Regions from separate parts of the Homo sapiens genome. Here region 1 is linked to region 2. The links are chromatin loops, found by intact Hi-C in ENCODE. Cell type or tissue: Calu3. All regions are shown on one strand. Links, peaks and the distances in the headings refer to the core of each region. The heading gives the core; the rest is flanking DNA. Region 1 holds the start of LINC01280 (long intergenic non-protein coding RNA 1280). Region 2 overlaps IGFBP2 (insulin like growth factor binding protein 2).

Region 1 (17,079 bases), core at 4,290-12,289, 48 kb after region 2:
GTTCTTGTTTTCAAAAATCTGACACCCCAACAAAGCAGGCAGGCCATGCAGGATTAGAGGGCATGGGCAGTGCTAAGGATGCCCAGGGCAGTGTGGCAGGGCACCTACTCAGCATGGGACGTGGTAGAGACTCAGGAACTGAGTTTAGAGGAAGACATTGCACAGGCTGGGAAGGGCTTTCCAGGCCATCAGAATGGCACAGCCAAGGGCATGGAGGCAACAGAGCTCGGGGTGCTGTGGCAACCACTAGTAGTTTGTGTTCCTGGAAAACTCCAGGGTAAAACTGGGAATGGCAGGCAATGGAGCTGGAGCAGTAGGGAGGGGGTGAGTCACAGAGAAATCTTAAGTCCTACTGAGAATCTCAAACTCTCTCATGTTGAAACAATAGAGCAGCATCGGAGGTTTTCAGCAAAAGAGTAAGATGGACAAAATTGCATTTCAGGGAGATCACCATGCTGGCAGAAAGGATCTAAAGGAAACCAAGGAGGGTCAGAGAAGCCAGTTAGAAAGCGGTGGCCATGTCCATGGAAGAGTGACAAGAACACGATCTCGAGTTGTAGAGGAGACATCATCAGAAAAGAGATGTTCAGGAAAGGTTTAGAAGCCGGCCCTTGGAAGAACTAGAGTATGGTGCAAACAATAACAACACTTTCCATTTATTTAACTTCTTTCACCTCCCAGACATTCTGGAGAACTTTTCTCTGTTATTGTAAATATTAATATTCATCCAAGTAGGTAGGGGATGCAGGATGAGTAAAGGCCTGGAATCTCAGGACCCTCTATGTAGAGTCTAAATGTCAGAAATGATGGGCAGGAGTGAAGGCTAGACCCGGTTTACTGGAATTGCTCCGGCAATGGAGGGGTCCTCGTATACCACACAATCATGTCTATTATGTCCTATAACGGAGGAGCCATCATGGCCATGAAGGGGAAGAACCGTGTGGCCATCGCTGCAGACAGGCACTTCGGGATCCAGGCCCAGATGGTGACCACGGACTTCCAGGAGATCTTTCCCATGGGTGGTTGGTTGTACATCGGTCTGGCCGGGCTTGCCACTGACGTCCAGAGAGTTGCCCAGTGCCTCAAGTTCCAGCTGAACCTATATGAGTTGAAGGAAGGTCAGCAGATCAAACCTTATACCTTCACGAGCATGGTGGCCAACTTCTTGTATGAGAAACATTTTGGCCCCTACTACACTGATCCAGTCATTGCTGGTTTGGACCTGAAGACCTTTAAGCCCTTCAGTTGCTCTCTAGACCTCATCGGCTTCCCCATGGTGACTGATGACTTTGTGGTCAATGGCAGCTATGCCGAACAAATGTACGGAATGTGTGAGTCCCTCTGGGAACCCAACATGGATCCAGAACACCCGTTTGAAACCATCTCCCCAGCCATGCTGAATGCTGTGGACTGGGGTGCAGGGTCAGGCATGGGAGTCATCATCCACATCACCAAGAAGGACAAAATCACCACCAGGACACTGAAGGCCCAAATGGACTAACCCTGTTCCCAGAGCACACTTTTTTTTTTTTTTGAAATAAAATTGCCTTTCTTTCAAAAAAAAAAAAAAAAGAAAGAAAGAAAAGAAAAGAAAAATGTTGGGCAGATGCTAATGCCAGCTGAGCTGAGATTGGGGCAGAGGAATGGAGTAGGGGCTGAAGTAGAGGATGGAAATGAAAAAAAGCATATCCCAACAGCCAGTTAAGAGAAGAATTGTGTTAGGGACTTTTTTTCTTTTTTTTTTTTTGAGATGGAGTTTCACTATTGTCACCCAGGCTGGAGTGCGATGGCACGATCTCAGCTTACTGCAATCTCTGCCTCCTGGGGTCAAGCGATATTCCTGCCTCAGCCTCCTGAGTAGCTGGGATTACAGGCGCCCGCCACCACACCCAGCTAATTTTTGTATTTTTAGTAGAGATGGTGTTTCACCATGTTGGCCAGCTGGTCTTGAACTCCTGACCTCAGGTGATCCACCTGCCTCGGCTTCCCAAAGTGTTGGGATTACAGGCGTGAGCCACTGCGCCTGGCTCTAGGGACTTCTTAAGAGTCCAAAATTTAGACAAGGGTTTGCAAACTCAGATGTCTATATGTACCAGAAAGGGAACATTAATCAGTTAGATAAGCAGAGAGCTGTGAGGATTCGTACATAGATGCTTCTTGACCATCAGGAATGGTGGGGACTGTGCCAAGGGGAGAGCTCTTGTGCCTCTGAAGGGGTCAGCTGCCACTCAGCTCCAGCTGATTGTGGCCTGGCAGGAATGAAGGTCCAAGGTAGCTAAAGGGGCTCATTTCAAAGCAAAATTAGTTCTCAGACTTTTCCATGAATTCTCTCAATTTGAAAGTCTTGGCAAGTAATTCGAAATTCAAAAAAGAAAAGAAAAACGTAGTACAAAGCACACCCAGCATGCTGATAAGCTAGATGTGAATATAGGATTGGTACTGAGTCCTCTGGCATAGACCTTTTTTTAACAGTAGAGGTATACGAAGGAAAGGGAGACACAGGCAGGGCACACCAGTGCAACCAGAACCACAGCTGCCTACCGGCTGACAAAGTGTGGTGTTGTCTGCTGTCCACCACGTGACAGGGTCTGCAACAACATCCCCTCCTAGAGTGAGGGAGATGTGTTAAGGTGTGAATAGTGGTTATCAGACATCAGAGAACATCTTCAGCTTTCCAGAAGCATATCAGGAAGGAGCATGTCCTACACTTTAAAGGATGCTGTAGCCCAGGTGTGGTGGCTCATGCCTGTAATACTAGCACTTTGGGAGGCCGAGGCAGGCAGATGACCCAAGGTCAGGAGTTTGAAACCAGCCTGGCCAACATGGCAAAACCCCATCTCTACTAAAAATACAAAAATTAGCAGGGTGAGGTGGCACATGCCTATAATCCCAGCTACTCGGGAGGCTGAGGCAGGAGAATCGTTTGAACCCGGGAGGTGGAGGTTGCAGTGAGCCGAGATTGCGCCACTGTGCTCCAGCCTGGGTGACAGAGCAAGATTCCATCTCAAAAAAATCAATAAATAAACATATTTTTTTTTTTAAAAAAGGATGCTATGAATAAGCCAAAAGCTTGCTGCAATTGTCAGAGGCATTCGAACAAGAGTGACTCCATCTTGAGTGGGGGCTGGGTAAAATAATGCTGAGACCTACTGAGAGGTCTCAAGAGGTTAGGCATTCTTAGTCACAGGATGAGATAGGAGGTTGACAGGACTGGTATCACAAGATACAGGTTATAAAGACCCCACTGATAAAACAGGATGCTGTAAAGAAGCCAGCCAAAACCCACTGAATCCAAGATGGCAAGGAAAGTGACCTATGGTTGTCCTCACTGCTCATTATATGTGGAAGTTACTCTATTTGGTCTAAAAAGGGGAGGAATCCTCAGTTTCAGGAATTGCCCACCTTTCCCAGAAAACTCATAAACAATCCACCCCTTGTTTAGCATATGATCAAGAAATAATCATAAAAATAGCCAACCAGCAGCCCTTGCGGCTACTCTGCCTATGGAGTAGCCATTCTTTTGTTTCTTACTTCTCTAATAAACTTGCTTTCATTTTACTCTATGGACTCACCCTGAATTCTTTCTTGCATGAGATCCAAGAACCCTCTGTTGAGGTCTGGATTGGGACTCCTTTACAGTAACACAATGACGCCCCACTGTCCCACATTTCTTTCTAATGGTCTGCCTTCTGCTGCCCTTGTGGAGTCCCGATTTTAGTGCCTATTTTGTGATTCTGGTTTTGTGGCCTTTCCCTCTCATGGCTTAACACCTTCTCTTCAGACCCCCATAACTGCCCTTGGCTTCCCTCATCAGCTCCAAGGGGGCCTCAGGGTGGACCCAGTGCTCGGGTCCAATGCAGAGATCCCAGGTTTCATCTTGTAGGTCCCGTGAGTCAAGACAGAGGATGGGATGGAAATGTCACCATGGAAAGAAGCGAACTTTAAGATCAGTAATTATTATAACAGCCATCAAAGAGTGGGAATAGAAGCTACGTCCTCAGAGATTCCCAGAAAGAGAGTCAGTGGACAATGATCTTGGTGGTTTGGTCAACTCAAGTCAAGAAGCGTCTACAAATAATCACACACCCTCCCCACTGTGTGCCTGGTGCCCCACGGTGCTTATGTCATGTACTTGTAGAATTCTTGCAACAGTCCCATGAGGTAGGAGTCAAGATTGTCCCCATATTACAGAGGAGAAACTCAGATCCATAGAGGTTAAGTCACTTGCCTCCAGACATTTATCCTCTTTCCAAAACTGGACCCAACTCCTGAGTGTGGCTCCGAAAGAGTGCTTTTCAAATCACCTCTGGCAAAGCACCCGTTTTTGCACCTTAGTTCATCACAGACTGACACTTAATACAATCATAAAGTGAATGACTAGCAAAACGATTAGGCGTTGGAAGGTGCAGAGATGTCAAATAGTTCCCGAAGTTTCTGAGTGTTCTCCGTCTCTATCGCTATCACGTTGTGGTGCAGCAACACACACTGCCCCAGCAGCACAGGCCACACGCACCTGGCGTAGCGCTGTGCCAATCCATCTCACTACACACTCAGGCTCTCAGGATGTAAAGTACTTTTGGGAACCACTTGTCTATATTCCAGCAGCTGAACTGTTCACCTCCATGGGTTCATGACTCTCCTGCCGCGTTTCTGGTTTTCGTGATTTTGGGAGAGGCACCCCGTATTGTACAGGAATGAGATTAATTCGCCCCTCAAGTCCCTTTCAAAACCAAAATGCTAGGATTCCATCTCCTTTTACAGCACCCCAGTTCAGCAGGACGTCTGCAGGGCCAGCTGATTTTGTTCTTGCATTCATTAATAAAAGTAGTGAATGCAACAAGAGCCACCCTTTTCTTTTCTTTGTCTTGTCTGAAAGAGGGCAGGGAGGGAGCAGGAGAGCCCGCAGACGCAGGGGACGTGTCAGACGTGCGACAGGAAGGGCTCAGCGAGGCGAGAGCGAAGCTGTGAGGAAGGAAGGCAGGTGGGCGGAAGGCGGGTAAGGGGGGCCAGGAGGGGGCCGGGTGGCCCCGCAGACAGACACATGGAACCAATCACCCCAGGCAGGGGGTGGGGGTGCACCTGAGAATTACAGAGACACCTGGCCTGCTTTCTGGAGTTGGGGAGGATTGAGAGCTGATGAGGAAGGGGGTTGATGATGGAGCAGGCTGGGCGGGAGGGAAGCACATGGGAGCTCACTCCGGGACCTTATTGTGATATCTGGACTCTTGGTGATTGGAGGGTGGGTACTTCTCATTGTTTGTACAGTCAAGGTCCAGCCAGGGAAGCAGGAGGGAGGGAGTTCGCTAAGTCTTATTCAGAGACTTTAATGAAGGTAATTGGTTACAGAGGTGCTAGAAAAACCTCCTTGGACTGGAGGGGTGACAACAAGAGGTGCTTTTTCAGAGCCCAGGAGCAACGGTCACCCTATTACAATACAATACAATTCCCTACTACAATTGTATTAACAATAACAGTTATTGTATTTAACACTAGTTAAATCTGAATTTCAAATAAATAACAAATAATTGCTAGTATTTTAAGTCAGTATAGAGTGCATTAAATGCCACAGAATTGTATACTTTAAAAAGGTTAAAATGGTAAGATTTATGTTATGTGTACTTTATCATAATCAAAAATGTAATATAAAAATGTATCCAGTTGGACCAGGCACGGTGACTCACGCCTGTAATCCCAGCACTTTGGGAGGCAGAGGCGGGTGGATCTCCTGAGGTTAGGAGTTCGAGACTAGCCTGGCCAACATTGTGAAACCCTGTCTCTACTAAAAATACAAAAAATTAGCCAGGTGTGATGGCACACGCCTGTTGTCCCAGCTACTAGGGAGGCTGAGACAGGAGAATCGCTTGAATCTGGGAAGCAGAGGTTGCAGTGAGCCGAGATCGCTCTACTGCACTCCAGCCTGGGCGACAGAGTGAGACTCCATCTCCAAAAAAAAAGTATCCAGTTTATCTGCAATTCACATTTAACTGGTGGCCTGTATTTTATTTTAAAAATTTAGTACTGTACATCTAGCAGGTACTAGAATGATGGTGGGGGCTGCCCCCAAGGGAGCTGCGGCCACACAGGAGTCAACTGCTGCCCAAGAAGGCAGGAAGTAGAGGGACTGGAGAAGGAGGAATGGCCGGCTTCTCCCCTCCTTCTGGTGGCCCTCCAGTGATTTACCAGTTCCTCCAATCAGCCACAGCTACCTGGAAGCCAGAGGGCAAAGGCACCTCAGAAATGCAGGTGCAAGGAAAGGACTGAAGAGCAAGCATGCAGTCATTTTAGATGACCCAGGAAGGCTTGACCTGCCTGGCTCAATAGCCACAGTTGTATTTTCTCTGCAGGCTGAAATGAAGCTGCAGGTTCAGTGGTGTTATCCCTGAGGTTCTTGTTCTCCCTACCCTGATCCATGGATAAGTAGTTACTGCTTGCTGCCAAGGATGAAGGACATGAACTCATGTGTGGAGCAACTTCTATGTACAAAGCTGCCCACTAGGAATCCAGGAGAAGTGCTTCAGTTGGGAAGTTCAGGATATGGTTCCCCAATGCCCATTCATTTATTCATTTATTCAGCATCTGCTTATGAGATAGGCATGGTCCACGGCAATTGAGTAGATGGTAGTATAGAAGGCAGACACATTCCACATTCTTAACGTACTTATGGATCTAGTCTGTTGGGAAGATTTCAAATGCAATGAGAATTAACTAAAATATAAGATGAAATGGTAAATGTAAGAAGAGTCTAGCAGAGCAGTGATGAGGGTGCACATGACCAAAAGAAAATGGACAGTATAAGTGATGCTCACAGAAGGTAGCTAGTGTCCGGCATGGTGCCAGGTGCTGAGGAACAGCAGGGCAGAACTGGGCATTTGCTCACCTCTCTTTCCAGGAGATCATGATGTTGCCCAAAAGAATCTCCAGATGGCAACTACAAATATCTCTTTACCATCTTGGCTTCTCATAATCCTGCAGGGAGGCCCTTGAAGGGAAGAGAACAGATTTGGTTGCCTAGAGCTCTTGGGTTCATGCCAGGTTCAGCCTCTAGCTCTGGGGGTCCTGGGGCCTCAGTTTCCCATCTGTGAAGTGAGGGGTGGCCTTGATGATCTCTGCCCCCACTCTGTGATTCCTCAGGTTCTGTGATGTCAGTACTTCTGTGTTCCAGATCTGCTTCCCTCTTACTGCTGACAGCTATCCAAGTGGCAGGAGCTACCATCAGTCATTTGTCACTCTGGAGCACCAAGCTCAAAGCTCCAAATGAATGACTGGATGAATGTATACAGGTCACCTTGTGCAGTGACAAAGATTCTTTGCTTGGACAAACTTCAGTTAGGCTTCTGAATCTCCTCTGAGATTCTTTCTTGTAAAATCCAGTTTTAGCAAAGAGCCCTGCTAAATCAGTCTAGCAAGAAGCTCCCTGATCCTTGAGATCTGGACACTGTTTCTAGCTGATCAGGTTCCTCATCCTCTACCATCCCCCAGGTGCTGTCTGATCACCCTGGCCTGTCTTCAGCAAGAATCCTGTTAGCTCTGTTTGGCCAGAATCCCCCTTACCTCTAATGTTTACTCTCAGTAATTTTCCATCCACTGACCCCCACCCTGCTCCTTGGCTACAAATCCCCACTTGCCCAGGTGAGCCCAGTCTCTCTCCCCTGCTGTGAGACCTCATTGCAGTGGTCCCTAAATGTATAGGGATAGTCCTGAGTAAAGTCTTCCTTACTCTGGTTTAGCAAATGTCATTGAATAATGTCTTTAACAGCAGGAATGTCTGAATATTGGACTGTGGCTGTTGCGTCAGGCTGGAAGGGTTGAATCCTGGTTCTGCCACTTACCATCTTGAGCAAAGTTATTTGAACTCTCGGGCGTGTCTGTTCCTTCATTTGTAAAATGGGAATAATAATAGTACCTAATAGATTTATAAGACTGAATAAAATCATGCATGTAAAACTGCTGAGAACTATGTCTATTTGCTATCATTATTTATAAATATCATTATTTATTAATCACCCTTCATAGATTTAGGAGCCAGTAATAAATTCACTCTCACTGCCTATATTTATCGTTTTTTCAATCTGTGGTTTATGAATCACTAGTGGATTATGAAATCACTTTAATAGGTATAATAGTATCCTTGTTTAATGACTACTTATTATAATTATATACAAAAGATAAGCATATGGAAAAAAGAATATAATAGAAATATTAGTGTATCGCATGTAGTAAGCATAAGTATCCTCATGTGAAATTTGATTTTTCAGGATGTATGGTGTATGTGTGGACACGTGTGCACACACATAGTGTAGTTTGCTGGGTTGTGATGTAAAATGTGTTTCTTACCGGGTGTCATAGTCCAAGAAATTTGAAACCACTGCTTTAGGTTAAATCACCATCCCCATAATTCTGCCCTTCATGCTTTTCAACACTCCAGTTCCCCTCTGACCTTCAAGCAAACACCACTTCCCCCTCCTCCACCTCCTCCTCCCCTCCCCTTCCTCTCCTCCCCTTCCTCACACTGTATTCACCCCTTCCTTCATCCTCCCTGCCTCTGAGAATCAAAACTGCCCAGCCTTTCTCTCCCTGGAAGCCCAGCTCCTCCTCCCCCACCCTCCCAGTGTAGGGTGCCAGAAAGGTGCTCTGGGTGCCAGACAAGCTGGGAGCCCGGGAGCTGCCACAGATGCTGGTGGTGCTGGGGCTGGCAGGAAAAGAGCCGGCGACCAAGGGATGCGGTTTGGCATTTTATCATCAGAGCATGCTCCAGGTTATGTACAAAGCAAAGTCAGAGGCCTGGGGTCAATTGTGAGGGAAAGACGTTTCTGAGGGGAGAGAGGGATTAAGCTGGAGGGAGGATGAAGAGGAGAGAAAGAACTGAAAGACTACCTGGAGAGAAGTCCCTGAAACAGGAGGCAAGGAATGTTCTTCAGGAGCCAGCTGGGGAAGAGAAGCAGCCTGGGTGCAGGTGAAGGAAAGACTGGGGAAGGCTGGAAGTGATGTCTGGGGCAAGCAGGGGCTCAGCCCAGCAACACCACTGGCTCAGTCTGCGGAAGATGTTTTCCTGGAGGGCTGTTTTGCCCTGCAAGGCCCTCCTCCTCCTCGCTGAGGGAACTCTCTGGAACCTCGCAAAGTCAGGAACGGTTTGCTCAGGATTAAGCCAACCTAGCTATGGCCACCATCACTGTAGCCAGGGGACCCCTTGGCTTCGTACTTTGCAGCTTCTGCCCTAGCAGTGTCTGGGGGATGCTTGCTTTGCAGGAGAAAGCCCAGTGTCTGAGCGGGGCCTTGCAGACAGCCAGGACCCTCTGTACAGAGCACCCCCTCTGCCCTTCTGTCAGGTTGCGAGCTGGGAAAATGAACAGACCTCTCCACCAGCTCACTGGCCCTCTCCTCACACCCAAACTCCATGACAAAAGGGAAATTTTCTGCATCCTCCAGAGTCTTATCCTTGAAAGTATCTCAGTGTCTTCACACTGGAGTCCTGGGCAGGGTTGGCAGGACTGGGTCCCTGAGAGGCTCTAATGCCTCTGCCCATCTTGGCCTCAGTTCCCTCGAGAGAGCAGATCTGGGCGTCACTTGGCTCTGAGTTCTGTCTGGAATTGGCCATGACGGGCAACAAAGCCACCTCCCTAGTGGGGATTTTGCTTCCTCATCTGTGCAATGAAGGGTTTCTATGGAATGGCATTGACCTTGATGATAAACAGTTCCGTAACAGGTGTTGCAGGGGCCAGACAGGTAAAGGGAACAAATAAACCTTGCTAGGTATAACAACAGGCCGTAGTAGGGATACGGCAAACTGGAGAATCCTTGCTGTGTCTCAAGGGGCAGCTACTACTCCATTCCAGCCAAAGAAGCTGAAAATCTGTGATTTTATGTGAAATCTCCAAAATTGTAAATGTGGACAGGTAATTTCAAAATGTCCAACCATCATGCAGGACAAGCAAAAATGTCTGTGAGTCTGACTCAACCTGTAGGTACCAGTTTTCTACCTTATCCAAGTGGTTCTCAAACGTGAGTGTGCATCAGAACCAGCCAAAAGGGCTTGTTGAAACAGATTGCTGGTGGCCGGGCGCCATGTCTCATGCCTGTAATCTCAGCACTTTGGGAGGCCGAGGCAGATGGATCACTTGAGGTCAGGAGTTCGTGACTAGCTTGGCCAACATGGTGGAACCCTGTCTCTACTAAAAATACAAAATTAGCCAGACGTGGTAGCATGTGCCTGTTATCCCAGCTACTTGAGAGGCTGAGACAGGAGAATCGCTTGAACCCTGGAGGCAGAGGTTGCAGTGAGCCAAGATCACACCATTGCACTCCAGCCTGGGTGACAGAGTGAAACTCTGTCTAAAAACAAAAAAACAAACAGACAAACAAACAAACAAAACCAGATTGCTGGGCCCACCCAGAGTTTCTGCTTGATGGAGTTTCAGCTTCTGATGGAGCTGACCTAGGAAACATACTTTCAGAACCACTGCCTTGTACTATAGGAATACCAACACCACCGCCATGTTATTCCTTACATGCTGCCAAAGCCACTTCTCATGAGGCATTATTGAGATTCTAGGCCCCTATTTTGAAAGAGTGATGATGATGATGACAATAAATGAATGAAGTAGGCACTATAAATAGCACCTTATTTTAGATGAAAATAGCTATTACGTGGTGAATCTGAAGCCAGGTAGACAGACCCCAGAAACCACCTCCCCTGTGCAAGCCTTCTTCTTACACCCTATATCTGTCTTAGTCCATTTGTGCTACTTCAACAAAATATCTGAGGATGGGCAACTTTTACGGAATAGGAATCTATTTCTTGCAGTTTTGGAAGCTGGGAAGTCCAAGATCAAGGTGCTGGCAGATTCAGTGCCTGGTGAGGGCCAAGTTTGTGCTTCCAAGATGGTACCTTGTTGCTGCATCCTCCAAGGGGACAAACGTGATGTCCTCACATGGTGAAAGGGACAAACTTACCCCCTCAAGCCCTTTTACAAGGTACATATGGCAGAGCCCTCATGGCCTAACCATCTCCAAAAGTCCTCACCTCTTAATATTGTTGCACTGGGGATGAAGTTTTAACATGAGTGTTGGAGGGGACACGAACATTGACATGAACATCCTAAGCATAGCACTGTCACATATTCAGATCCTTCAGGTCACACTTTTTTTTTTTTTTGAGATGGAGTTTTTTTGCTCTATTGCCCAGGCTGGAGTGCAATAGCGTGATCTTGGCTCACTGCAACCTCTGCCTTCTTGGTTCAAGAAATTCTCCTGCCTCTACCTCCTGAGTACCTGGGATGGGATTACAGGTACCCACCACCATGCCAGGCTAATTTTTGTATTTTTGGTAGAGATGAGGGCTCACCATGTTGGCCAGGCTGGTCTCAAACTCTTGACCTCAGGTGATCCACCCACCTTGGCCTCCCAAAGTACTAGGATTACAGGCATGAGCCACCTCACCCAGCTGGGTCACGCTTTTTAATGGGTGTATCTTCATAAGTCAAAGCAAATTGTGTGTTAACCAATTATTCATTCATTCAATGAATGTTGAGCTTATGATATAACTGCAGATCCTGCTACAAAAAGGAACATAGCAAGCAAGGCAAATGGGTGGGGAGTGATGGTGGAGGAGGGCTAGGCCATGCTAAGACAGAGTAGTGTGGGGAGAAAAAGTAATAGCTTTTCCTTACCTGCTCCAAGGTTCATGGCTGACTCCCCTATAACAAAGAACGATTAACAAGGGAAAAACTGTACCGATTTAATATGTTTATGTGATACAGGAGTCTTCAGAAGTGAAGACCCAAAGAGAGAAAAAACTGTGTATTTTTATGTTTAGGTTTGATGAAGAATGGACAGTTATGTAAATTATGATTGGACAAAGGTAGTGTGGTCTAATGGTGAGAAAGTGGGGGAAACTTAGCAAGGCCTGTTTGTTTAGATTCTTCTTGGCATCTCTCTGTCTTCATTCCTTTTCTCTGGGTATAGGGCAGGATACCTATCACATGAGGGTCTTATGACCTACTTTCAGGGGTGGTAAGTCAGGGAACTATTTAAAGGCCAGCTCTCACACAGAAAGATGGCAGAGGCTGCGCACGGTGGCTCATTCCTGTAATCCCAGCACTTTGTGAAGCCAAGGCGGGCAGATCATGAGGTCAGAAGTTCGAGACCATCCTGGCCAACATGGTGAAATCCCATCTCTACTAAAAATACAAAAATTAGTCAGGCGTGGTCGTGGGCACCTCTAGTCCCAGCTACTTGGAAGGCTGAGGCAGGATAATCGCCTGGACCTGGGAGGCGGAGGTTGCAGTGAGCCGAGATCGCGCCACTGCGCTCCAACTTGGGTGACAGAGTGAAACTCCATCTCCAAAAAAAAAAAAAGGGAGTGGGAGAAGGTCAGAGAGTGAATTCCAAGGTGCTACATTTGTAGCATGGGGGTGAAGGTGTACAAGGTGTAGCATTTGTAGCTACCCCGTATTTCCCACAAGGGTAGCATGTCCTGCACTCCATCAGTAGCCAAGGAAGGCCTCCCCAAGGAGGTGACATTTGAGCAGAGACCAGTGAAATGAGAAAGTAAGTAAATGAGGGAGAGCAGCAAGTGCAAAGGCTGTGGGGTGAAAACAAATGTGGCATGTTCTAGGACCTGCAAGTAGACCCTCGTGACAGGGAAAGTGAACAGAGAAGAGAGTGCTAGCAGATGAGGTTGGATGACTGGGCAGGTATCTTGAAGGTCATGCCAAGGAGTCTGCATTTTATGCTAGGTGGGATGGGAAGCCATGGGAGAGCTTTGAGCAGGGGAGCGACAGGCTCTGATTAGGTTTGGACTAGGCTCCTTCTGGTTGCAGGGTAGAGACCAGAATCGAGGAAGATCGGAGTGGAAGAAAATGGAGCTGGTGTCTCAGTGAAGACATGCCCAGAGATGCCCAAAGATGCCCAATGGATGAGCTGCTGCAACCTGTCTCAGCCATGGGGGATGGGAGAGGAAAGTGGAGAAAGGACAAAAAAAAAAAAAAACGAGTAGAGAGAAAAGAAGTGAATATGTAATGCAAAAATTAAAATTACCTGATAAGTCAGGACATGGGAAGTTCTGCCTCCCTAATGGGGACCCAGGAAGATGTAGGAAGAGAAGTAAAGCCACTTTCTAAGGACATGGAGAAATTCAGAACACCAAGCCGCCCAGGTTTCCTGGCTCCCAGTCTTGGCACACAGTGCTCCACCTTGCTGGGTAATTCAGGTATGAATCTGCAGAAAGATGGTTTTAGCTCACAGGGCGCTCTTCTATTAAGCTTATCTAAAATGCTTAAATTTAAAAATTTTCCCATTAGGAGGCATGGAAATATTTGAAAACTAAATTGTGGTGATGGTTGCACAAATGTATCAATTTATTATACGAAAAGTCAGCCAGGCACAAGGGCTCATGTCTGTAATCCTAGCACTTTGTTTTTTGTTCGTTTGTTTGTTTGTTTGTTTGTTTGAAATGGAGTCTCACTCTGCTGCCCAGGCTAGAGTGCAGTGGCATAATCTCAGCTCACTGCAACCTCCACCTCCTGGGGCAAGCCATTCTCCTTCCTCAGCCTCCTGAGTAGCTGGGACTGCAGGCACGTGCCACCACCCCCAGCTAATTTTTGTATTTTTAGTAGAGACAGGGTTTTGTCATGTTGGCCAGGCTGGTCTCAAACTCCTGACTTCATGATCCGCCCGCCTTGGCCTCCCAAAGCTCTGGAATTGCAGGCGCGAGCCCTGGCGCCCAGCCAATCCCAGCACTTTGGGGTCACTTGAGGCCAGGAGTTTGAGACCAGCCTTGGCAACATAGTGAGATGCTGTCTACAAAAAAAAAAATTAAAAATTAGCCAGGCGTGGAGGTATGAGCCTATAGTCCCAGCTACTCAGGAGGCTGAGTGGAAGGATCACTGGAGTCCAGGAGTTTGATGCTGCAGTGAGCTATGATTGCATCACTGCACTCCAGCCTGGGTGACAGAGTGAGACGCTGTCTCAAAAATAAATAAATAAATAATCAAAGTCATCAAACTGAATACTCCCTAAGGGTGAATGTAATGGTATGTAAGTCCACCTCCATAAAGTTATTCTAAAAAGAAAAAGCATTTGCTTATAAGGGAATCGTTCTTTGAACCTCGAGCCTGTAAGAGTTTGCCTATCATTAAAGAGAAGTAGAAAGAAAGAAACTAAGGTGTTAACAACGGAATCATTGGCAATTTCAACATTTTCTTCTTTGCTTATCTATATTTTCTCATTTTTCTACCATGGACATATATTATTTGCCTAATGAAAAGGAGGCATCAAATCTTATAAATCATTGGCACTGTGATGCTACAGATTACTTTCTGCCTTTTCATGGACTATTTCATTCCTGTTTTTCCACTGTGAATATTTAATTTAGCTCAAAAATTCCACAACTATTTATGGAATGCTTATTTTGTGCCAAGCACTGTCCTAGGCACGGCAGGAAATGGAAAAATTAATAAGACATGATCAGATCTCTTCTGTCCTGTTGGAGAGACAGATATCCACACAAAGAATTGTACTGCCAGATGGTGTGGATTACAGGCGCAGAGACGGAAGTAGAAGGTGCAAGGGGAGTTCAGTTAATTAATTAGTCAGCAAAACTGCTTTTTAAAGGAATCCCTGTTACTATTGCAAACACTTGTGCAGAATTAATCCCTCTGGCCTTACAAGCTTGCCAGATCTCTGGTGGCCTGAGCTATGTGGGTAGGTGGGACTTTTTTGGTAAAGAGCTAATGGTTACTGGGCATTCACTATGTGATGGGCATTGTGGTTTACATTCATTTAACCTTCACAACTGCCCGAGGCTAATTTAGTGCTTAATCGTAAGGAGGGGAGTACAGAATACTGGTTAGAAGACCAGTCTCTGCAGCCAAGCCACCTGGATTCCAATGCAGTTCTACTGCTCACTAGTTATATAACCTCCAACAAGTTTCTTAACCTCTCTGTGCCCCAATTTCTTTATCCATAAAATGGGGATAATAATAGTACACACCTTGTAGGATTTGTGGCCAGAACTGAACACATCATTACACACTCACAGTCCCTGACAAACAGAAAGCTCTCTAGGATGTTACTATCTTATATTTACATTCCACCAAATACATATTCATGCTACTTTGCATTTCCTTTTTCATGTACTGCTTCCATTATTTTTCCTAAAAAGCCAATTATGACAATGATTCAGCACACATTTTTGATCGCCCACTATGTACCTGATACTGTTTGCCTGCTGGGAAAGCAAAGATAAATAGCCATGACTCCACCCTGAGGGTGCTCGTAGGTTAGTGCAGGAGAGAAGCACAAACACAAATAACACGACAGAGCTGGTAATTAGGAACAGTGGTTGCCTAAGTTGCCCTAAAGTCCCAGAAAACGTTTCTCTCTCTCTGTCTGTCTCTCGTTGTTAAAATGTGTTTCCCATTATCCTGTTTATAGTATTTGCTCGCAAAGGAAACCGGAAACTAACATTCTCTGGAAGTCTGCCATGCGCCTGACATAGTGTGATCATCCATAAGAGCAGAAGTTTCCCCATGTGCCAGGCACCCTGCTGAGCACTGGCTACACATTATCTCCTTTATTCCTATAAATGAAGTACAGTTATTATTATCCTCATTTTACGTATAAGGAAACTGAGGTCTTTCTCTCAGAAGTCAAATAATTCCCCCTAGGTTATACCACCAAGAAATTACAAAGCCAAGGTTCAAACCCAAGCCCGTCTTCTCAACAAAATGCCATACCTCCTCCCAATGTAAAATTCTATATGCCATCTAATTTAATTCTCACAATAACTCTTTGAGATAGATGGTATTATGCCCACTTTTATGCCTGAGGAAACTGGGATTTGAAAAATTAAATTATTACCCCAAGGTCAAAGAGTTAGTAAGTGACAGGCCCAGCTGCCTCCAAAGCTGTAGTCTTTGCCTAGATAATGCAAAGACTCCTGTTGCCTCCTGCACAGGGTGAAGTTGAATTTTCACCCAGGCCTGGGAAAAAGCCCCCTGGATTGGGATAGAGGAGAGGAGAATTCCAGTCTTGACTCTGCCACTTATTAGCACATGGCCTTGGACAAATTTCTTTCCCTTTCGGGGTGTTGGGGTATATCTATCAAAAGATAATTTGGGGCTAGACACGGTGGCTTACACCTGTAATTCCAGCATTTTGAGAGGTCGAGGTGGGTGAATCACTTGAGGCCAGGAGTTCGAGACCAGCCTGGCCAACATGGTGAAACCTTATCTCTACTAAAAACATAAAAAAATTAGCTGGGCATGGAGGTGGGCGCCTTTAATCCCAGCTACTCAGGAGGTTGAGGCACGAGAATTGCTTGAACCTGGGAGGCAGAGGCTGCAGTGAGCCGAGATCGCATCACTGCATTCCAGCCTGGGCAACAGAATGAGACTCGGCCTCAAAAAATAAAAATAAAAATAAAGTCTTTAATAAGATAATTTGGGTGTCACCCTTCCCAAAAGTCTCCAAAGAGATGTCATAAACAATAGGCTGAGACCAGGCTCTGCTGGAGTAAACCTAGGGGGGAGCCTGGTGTGATGCCCATGGAGGGAAAAGGGAGGAGGCTCCAAAGATAACACCCTCACAACTGTGTTCCAGCCACCTCTGATGGGAGAAGCTCTTCAGTCTTCCATCTGCCAGAGGCTAAGCTGCAGGAGGGCAAGTATATGACTTTTTTTTTCTTTCTTTCTTTCTTTCTTTCTTTTTTTTTTTTTTTTGAGTGGGAGTCTCACTCTGTCACCCAGGCTGGAGTGCAGTGGCATGATCTCAGCTCACTGCAACCTCTGCCTCCTGGGTTCAAGCGATTCTCCTACCTCAGCCTCCCAAATAGCTGGGATTACAGGCACCCACCACCACACCTGGCTAATTTTTGTATTTTTAGTGGAGTCGGGGTTTCACCATATTGGTCAGGCTGGTCTCAAACTCCTGACCTCATGATCCACCCACCTCAGCCTCCCAAAGTGCTGGGATTACAGGTGTGAGCCACCGCACCCAGCAGTATGTGACTTCTTTGACACTGACTTAGACATTCTATTTTATCTTTGTCATCATCAGCAAACATACATGGAATGCCATGGA
Region 2 (8,000 bases), core at 1-8,000:
AGGTTAAAAAGTCTTACTATATAATATTAATACATTTGCATTTATTAAACAAGTTATAAAATATGGTTTTTTGATTTTTTTTTTTTGTTTTTTTGAGACAGAGTATCGCTCTGTCACCCAGGCTGGAGTACAGTGGCACGATCTTGGCTCACTGCAACCTCCGCCTCCTGGGTTTGAGCAATTCTCCTGCCTCAGCTTCTCGAGTAGCTGGAACTACAGGCATGTGTCACCACGCCTGGTTAATATTTGTATTTTTAGTACAGACAGGATTTCACCATGTTGGCCAGGCTGGTCTTGAACTCCTTGCCACAGGAGGCCCACCTCGGTCTCCCAAAGTGCTGGGATTATAGGCATGAGCCACCACGCCTGACTGTATTAGTCCATTTTCACACTGCTATAAAAAACTGCCTGAGACTGGGTAATTTATAAAGGAAAGAGCTTTAATTGACTCACAGTTCAGCATGGCGGGGAGGCCTCAGGAAACTCACAATCGTGGTAGAAGCCAAAGGTCCGGGAAGCAAGGCACCTTCTTCACAAGGTGGCAGGAAGAAGTGCCAGGTGAAGCGGGGAAGAGCTCCTTATAAAACCATCAGATCTCAGGAGAACTCACTCGCTATCACGAGAACAACATGGGGGACCCACCCCCATGATTCAGTTACCTCCACCTGATCTCTCCATCAACACCTGGGGATTATGGGGATTACAATTCAAGATGACATTTGGGTGGCGACACAAAGCCTAACTATATCACCTTGTCTCTGCTAAAAATAAAAAAATAGCCAGGCATGGTGATGCACACCTGTGGTCCCAGCTACCTGGGAGGCTGAGGTGGGAAATTACTTGAGCCCAGGGGTTAGAGGCTGCAGTGAGCCATGATCATGCCACTGCACTCCAGCCTGGGTGACAGAGTGAGCCCCTGTCTCAAAAACGAAAAATAATAATTTTTAAATTTTAAAAATATATGTTTTTATAGAAGGGCCCACAGAGGCAGTGTCCAGGGCCCACAGATGTCATATGCAACCCTGGCTCCAGGTCCCAGGAGGCTGGGGTCAACTTGGCAGTGTTCCTCCAGGAGGACAAAGTTGATTTCCTGCCCTGAGATGTCCCAAACTCTCTGAGGTGAAGGTCAAGTTTGTCCACCCTCACAGAGGCCACCTGGATTCAAGGGTATGTTTCATTCCATTTCTTTATTGATCTCAGCAGTGCCAACGAACATGCCAATAAGATGAAGAAATCCACAGGCCTGGTTTGCTGATGCAAGGTCTTTTAAAGATGGTTTAACAAGACCATGCATCAGCATCTGTTTCTTTCTCAGGAAGAGGCTTCTGGACTCAAATCCCGTAGCCAGATCTGAACTCCACATCTTGAAGTAGAAGCCCAGGGAAGGGAAATGAAAGAGTTGACCAGGCAGAGATCAGAAAGCATTGTAGGCTGAGAAAAGCCTGCATTCCTTGTTACTGTTCCCAGCCAAAGAGATTCAAACCCCAAAATCTAACTGCCTGAGTTGGAATTCAAGCTTTTACTACTGAGCTGTGCAGCACCAGACAACTTTCTTAAGCTCTCTGTGCTTCCATTGTTCATCTGTAAAAGGACAAACAGTATGCACCTCCTATGGGCAACTGGGAGGATCCAAAGAGATGCTGCCTGCATCTACAGAGAGGGCCTGGCACACAGTAGGCACACATGGGGTTAGCTCTTAGCCACTTCCATTTCCTGCCTACCAGGAAGTACCCACATAGCGCCCCTCCTCCCCTCAGTCAGACAAGGGCATTATCACATGTTACCAAGTTCTTCCCATATATCCTCTTATAGGCTGCAAGAACAATCCACAGGAAAACATTCCAGATGTCGAACTCCAGCTAGAGATGGAATTTGCCCTCAGAACAAAAATACCAAGTTGTATTTTTTTTCTGCCTAAGAGAGTTAAGTTCAGAATAATATTTATTAAGCAACCACTTATGTATGCAACTCCATGGGCTATGGTGCAAAGGTCACTATAAGAAATGGTTCTTAGCAACCCCAAATGACATCAATGGAAAAGGCTCATGGGCTTAGAAATGGTTGATAGAAACCTCCAAGGCCCCTGAAGAGACTTTCCCTGTAGATTAGTAAGCATTAGCTCTTCTTCCCTACATAGCACCTAGGGAAATGGGTCAACACAGAAGCAAGGGATTTCACATATAGAAGGTCAAGCTTTTCCAAAGAGAAGTCAGGGAGATGACAGACAACCCCAGAGCCATTAGTCGGGGGCTTGAAGGGCAGGGGAGAACTCCCACCCCTGCCTTGGGTAGACTGCCACACCTTTCTACCTAAGACCCCTAGAGGAGAGCTGGAGATGAGGAAGGCAGATGGGATGAAAAGAAATGGATCGTTGTCCCATTTTACAGATGGCAAACCTGAGCCCAGATGGACTACCATTTGAATTCACAGGAGCAAACAACCTCTCTGCCATTCTTCACAATTATCATGGGGTCCCTACATTGTCTTTTGGCCCACCCTTACTAATTTAGCCAAGGAGAGCAGCTGGAAGCTGACAGCCCAAGAGAAAGAGCCTTTATTGTTCACTTCTATGCATTCATACCCAGGTTTTCAGACCTAATTTTGGCACAGCTCATTTTTCCAATGTAATCCTGTTTGTTGCATCAATGATCTTACTCAACAAATCAAACTCTTGTGTTTGATAGAAACGGACTCCCACAAAATCTCATTTTCTCCTAGCACAATGTTCTGACCTCAGTGCTCTATTTGGAAATTGGTGATTCCTGATCTAAGAGAGACCTTAAAAAGCTTTCTTAGGAAACTAAGCCCCAAGAATCTAAAAGCACCTCCCTGGTCCTTCCTCCTCAGAGTGTGTGGCCCCGGTCCTTATCCAGACCTGGTGAGGAAATAAGACCTTTTCCCTACCTAGAACAATCACATCTTCCTAACAGCTCATGTGTCTCTCTTCTTTCTTCTTTTCTTTATTCTGAAGAAAGACTTACCATTTTCCAGCCTTCTCCTCCTATCTCATGATTATCTTAAAATCTAAGAGCAGGGTTGGGAAAGAGGAGTACCACAGAGATGATCTAAGCCAACCCTGAACTTATCATTCCTCCAATGAACTCACCTCTTGCAACAGGTAATAGCATTCCAAGCCTTTCAAGAGTTAATTCTGAGTAATGGGCCAGGGGAATGAAGGCTGGCCGCAGCTTCCTGGTTCCACCCTAGCTGGGCAGAAAACTCACATGGCTCCGTCTTTGTTAATTTCTCCCAAAAGGCACTTAGCCTTGACATATGTTGGGCAACAGAATAAATACTAACCACCATCCTCCTCCCCCTGCTCTCTAGACGACTCCATTAATATCCATAGCAGTGGACGATTCATTAACAAACTGGAATGAGCAATGAACCCAGCAGTCAAGAACCCTGAATGCCAGCTTTGCCCTTTGAGATTCACTCACGAGTCAGAACCTTTAACCTCTCTGAGCTCTAATTTCTCAAGTCTGAAAAATGATATTAACAATTCTGCTAAGGGGCGGGGCGCGGTGGCTCACGCCTGTAATCCCAGCATTTTGGGAGGCCGAGGCGGGCAGATCACCTGAGGTCAGGAGTTCGAGACCAGTCTGACCAACATGGAGTAACACCGTCTCTACTAAAAATACATAAAAATTAGCCAGGCATGGTGGCGCATGCCTGTAATCTCAGCTACTCAGGAGGCTGAGGCAGGAGAATCACTTGAACCCGGGAAGCGGAGGTTGCAGTGAGCCAAGATCGCGCCATTGCGCTCCAGCCTGGGCAACAAGAGCAAAGCTCAGTCTCAAAAAAAAAAAAAAAAAAAATTCTGCTAAAATGATGGCTGCTGTTAAACAAGACATGGTATTTTTACCCCTGACAGCCCAAGAAACTCTCACTGTGGCCAAAACCAAGCTTTAGAAAAAAATGTGTGGTGGCCAGGCATGGTGGCTCATGCCTGTAATCCCAGCACTTTGGGAGGCTGAGGTGGGCGGGTCATTTGAGGCCAGGAGTTCAAGACCAGCCTGGCCAACATAGCAAAAACCTGTCTCTACCAAAAATACAAAAATTAGCTGGGCATGGTGGCACATGCCTGAGGTCCCAGCTACTTGAGAGGCTGAGGCACAAGAATCGCTTGAACCCAGCAGGCGGAGTTCACTTCTTGCAGTGAGCCAAGATTACACCACTACACTCCAGCCTGGGCGACAAAGCAAGACCTTGTTTCAAAGAAAAAGGAATGTGTGAACAATCAATTTCTTGAATGGGTAAATAAAAGTTATATCTGCCATGTGAGGGGAAGGCTAGGTAATGTCTGATTTGTAGAATGGCCAAATGCATGGAAAAAATGAGTCATGAGAGTTCTGCAATATGATCTATTGCATATTTCTTCTAAAGCTTGGTTTTGATTGTACAAATTTTATACATTGCTAAATATCAAAGCTCTCTGCCATTTAATAGAAGTCCTTAAGCAAGAATGAATTTGCCTAAATTACTTTAACTTTGTTTACAGAATTTAGCGGGAGGGACAAAGGGAAGGAGGTCAGGCAGTAGCTCATAATCACCACGCATGCTCAGTTGAGACAGGGCTCATAAACACGCCAGCACATACAAGAAACAGCTTTTGTTGGAGAGAATTTGAAGCCAGTCCTCTTTGGATGGCTGATGGTGGTCACCAAACTCCATCTAGCATGTGGCCACTATGTTCAATAGCACAGCCCACCAACAGGCTGGGATTAGTAATTCAGGCCATGCTGGTGGGAGGGAGGGAGGCAGAAGTTAGGAAAGAGGAAGGTAAAATGGGGGTTCTATTTGTTACTTCTTTAGCTAAAGTTTAACCTGAGGTCCTGAGACTTTGTGGGTGAGTGACACTGTTTATGTGTCTTCCCCTGACTTTTTTTTTCAAAAGGTCAGAGGGGGCAGTGGCCTCTCACACTGGAATTCTGAATAGTGTGCACAGATGTCTGTCGCGGTATAGGCTGGCACTCAGGACACATTCCAGCTTAGTTAATGACATCACCCCAACTGGTCCATCTATCTCCTGAGGACACCCAGCTTCATTCATTGTAAACTCCCTTCCTATTCCTTCTCACCCCCTGAGCCCTTCCTTCCTGCAAGGGAGCCAGCCATGCAACACCTGATATCCTTCCATCCTTCAGCAACAGACCAGTCACTTCTGAGCATGGTTTTCCAACAGGTGGTCCCTCCTCTCCCAGTTTCCTTTGTGGTAGTAAATAACTGCAAACAGCCTTCTCAGATGTTTCAGATCCACAAGTCCCCTAGGTTATAAGATCACACGACTGCAAGAACTGGCCTTTCTCTTCTGAGAATCATCTCCCTCCACCTGCAGCTACCACAGGCCAATCACCCAGCTGAGTGCGGAAGAGCTCAGTGACCTCTGTTGAGTGGCAAGCCCAACAGGCACAGGCTACTGCCCTTCCACGGTGACAAAACACCTACAGGAGATGATGCACCACCAAGGGAGGGCAGAGAGCCCCCACCTGGCCGATGAATCCCCTCCACGTCAAACCACTCTGCAAACTCTTTTTGGATTTCCTTTGGAGCACCAGCTTTTGGGTTCGAAGCCTTGGCCAAGCAGTCCCAGTGTGGGAGGAAGGACTGAGGTTCGATCCTGACTTCACCACCACCCCTGGGATTCTGAGTGACGCTAAGCAGGGTGTTCAACTTGCGCAGGTGTCAGTGTACTCATCTGTAAATTCAGGGAATTAGACCCAGTCAGAAGTTCCCAAACATAGCTCTTCATCAGAAATCATCTGATGAGCTTGCTAAAAATAAGAGCCCTGGACCCCAGCCCCAGAAAGTCAGAGGCAAGGACTAAGGAATCTGTATGTTGAATGATACCTCTCCTCTCAAGCTCTGGCATTGCCAGGCCCCCATGCCTTTGTGATTCTCTCTGTTCTGTCTGTTTCCTGAAGAACTTCCTGGTGAGGCGAGAACAATGCCTCTTCTTTTCAAGAGAGGTGGTCTCGGGTATAAGCTTTGCAGAGACACAGCCTTGTAAGCTCATCCACTCATGGGTTTGTAAACAGACACATATGCTTGCTTGGATACATGCAGAGGGGCCTCTCCTGGCCTGGCGTCATGGAGGTTTCTAGAGTATGCCCTCATGCTGCCATCTCATCTCGGGCTCCCCCCGAGTGAACAGAAACAGCACAGCCTCTCCAGAGCCTCCCTGCCTGTGCACTCTCCAAAGGGCTCCTTTATAAACATCAGGGTCATTCCTGGAATTGCAAAGACCTGGGGAGGGTCAGGGCTGAGGCAGACAGTTTGAGAAAACAAAAACATGCTCAAATTCAGCCAAGGTCCTCTGGGGCCCCGTGAGCCAAGCTGTCCTTGAAGAGCCAGAGAAACTGATATCAAGATGGCAAACAGCACTATCAGCTTTCACTCCTTTCCACGGGTCCCAAACATTTCTCCTTGGGTTCAACTAAAGCCATCCAGGAACCTGGCAAGGTGACCTAGTTGCTGAGGCCCAAGTGAGTAGACTGTGCTTTGATTCAAACTTGAACCAGGGACTATGGGAATGGGAAGAATGTGCCTGACCCAGCAATTCTTCTCTCTACATGTGCACAGGGACACATGTACAAAAATGGTCATTACAGCATTACTTGTAGTTGTAAAAACACTATTAGCAACCAGATCCAAAAGTGTTTCAACAGGTGAATGGATAAATAAAACCAGTAGGGTAATACAAAGGAACAATATATAGCAGTTAAAAAGAATATTTCTGACCTATGGATGTCAACATTAGATCTCAGACACCTAATGTTAAGAGGGAAAATAAAACCTTTATGTGCATTTTCAATTTATTTTCACAAAACAATTTGGACAATATTGGTCATCTATCATATATATGCATATAGATGCAATATATGCAAACATAGGCATATTAGTCATCTATCACATATATGCAAGTCTGCTTAGCTAAGAAAGATAAACACTAAGTAAGTACTGCGTGCTAGTGGACAAAATATCAACCGCCCACGGTTCTGGGTGGTAGACTTGTGTTATTACATTGTTCTTTGTACTTTTCTGCATTTTTTAAATATTCTTTTAAAAAAGTCACCTCTCAGGGCTGGGCGCGGTGGCTCATGCCTGTAATCCCAGCACTTTGGGAGGCCAAGACAGGTGGATCACGAGGTCAGGAGTTCGAGACCAGCCTGGCCAATATGGTGAAACCCCGTCTCTAGTAAAAATACAAAAATTAGCCAGGCATGGTGGTGCATGCCTGTAATCCCAGCTACTCAGGAGGCTGAGGCAGAAGAATCGCTTGAACCCGGGAGGCGAAGGTTGCAGTGAGCCAAGATCGCGCCACTGACTCCAGCCTGGGTGACAGAGTGAGAGGCTCTGTCTCAAAAATAAAAACAAAAACAAAAAAGTCACCTCTCACACCAACCACCCCTCATCTTCCTCATCAAGCAGAGCTATCAGTAACCTCAAGTGTCCCTGAAGCCCTACTGGAAGAGGACCAAACGATAGTGACATGGCGGACTTCACCACCACTCTCACTGGCCAGGGCAATGATGTTACCAGGGTCACTTGTCCACCAGTCAGAACCTAGCCCTGGGCTCCTGGCCTGTTCTCTATGCCATGAAGAACTCGGAAATGAGTCAGAAAGAAGACCCAAAGGTAGTAGAAGAGGGTCACAGAATTAAGAAGGGGAAGATGAAGTAATCAAGATGACTCAGGCCTGAGAACTGAAAGCCAAGGGACAAATCCATCCTGGTGCTGCCAGAGGGTGCTGAGTGGTGGAGGTGTCCAAGGGCCAGGAAAACCCAAGGGAAGGGAAGGAGCCGTTCTGTCTCCCCAAGGACCAGAGAGAAAACAGCCTTAAACTAAAACAGGAGAGATCCAAGTTAGAAGCCATCCAAGAATTTCATAAGAAAGAACAAAACAAATCTGATAAATTGCAGATGGGAAGAAATTGCACAGACTCCCTCTGGTATAACTTAGGAGAAACCTTTTGAGAAGGAAGAAGGATGAACAATATG

Evidence for each region. Hi-C counts contacts between places; a loop is a spot of excess contacts. Peaks named below come from ENCODE experiments on the same cell type or tissue, not always from the same donor. Only the 100,000 strongest peaks of a DNase experiment are listed, where the experiment ranks them.
Region 1: it touches region 2 in a loop (2.7-fold over the local background); 7 of 110 quality-filtered maps call a loop at or near these places.

What each region holds. Positions count from the first base shown.
Region 1 is chr2:216,594,764-216,611,842 of GRCh38, reverse strand. LINC01280 (long intergenic non-protein coding RNA 1280) reads left to right here and starts at 4,905. Exons shown (of 4, transcript NR_110392.1): 1 at 4,905-4,981; 2 at 12,819-13,207; 3 at 16,600-16,659. It also overlaps the pseudogene PSMB3P2. RefSeq lists an enhancer at 8,169-8,890. In Calu3, for the core only: no CTCF peak of the experiment used is centred there; a DNase peak (open chromatin) is centred at 8,622.
Region 2 is chr2:216,647,989-216,655,988 of GRCh38, reverse strand. All of the region lies in intron 1 of IGFBP2 (insulin like growth factor binding protein 2), which reads right to left. Among named protein-coding and RNA genes, the nearest start is that of IGFBP2, 19 kb to the right of the region's middle. In Calu3, for the core only: no CTCF peak of the experiment used is centred there; DNase peaks (open chromatin) are centred at 3,228 and 4,168.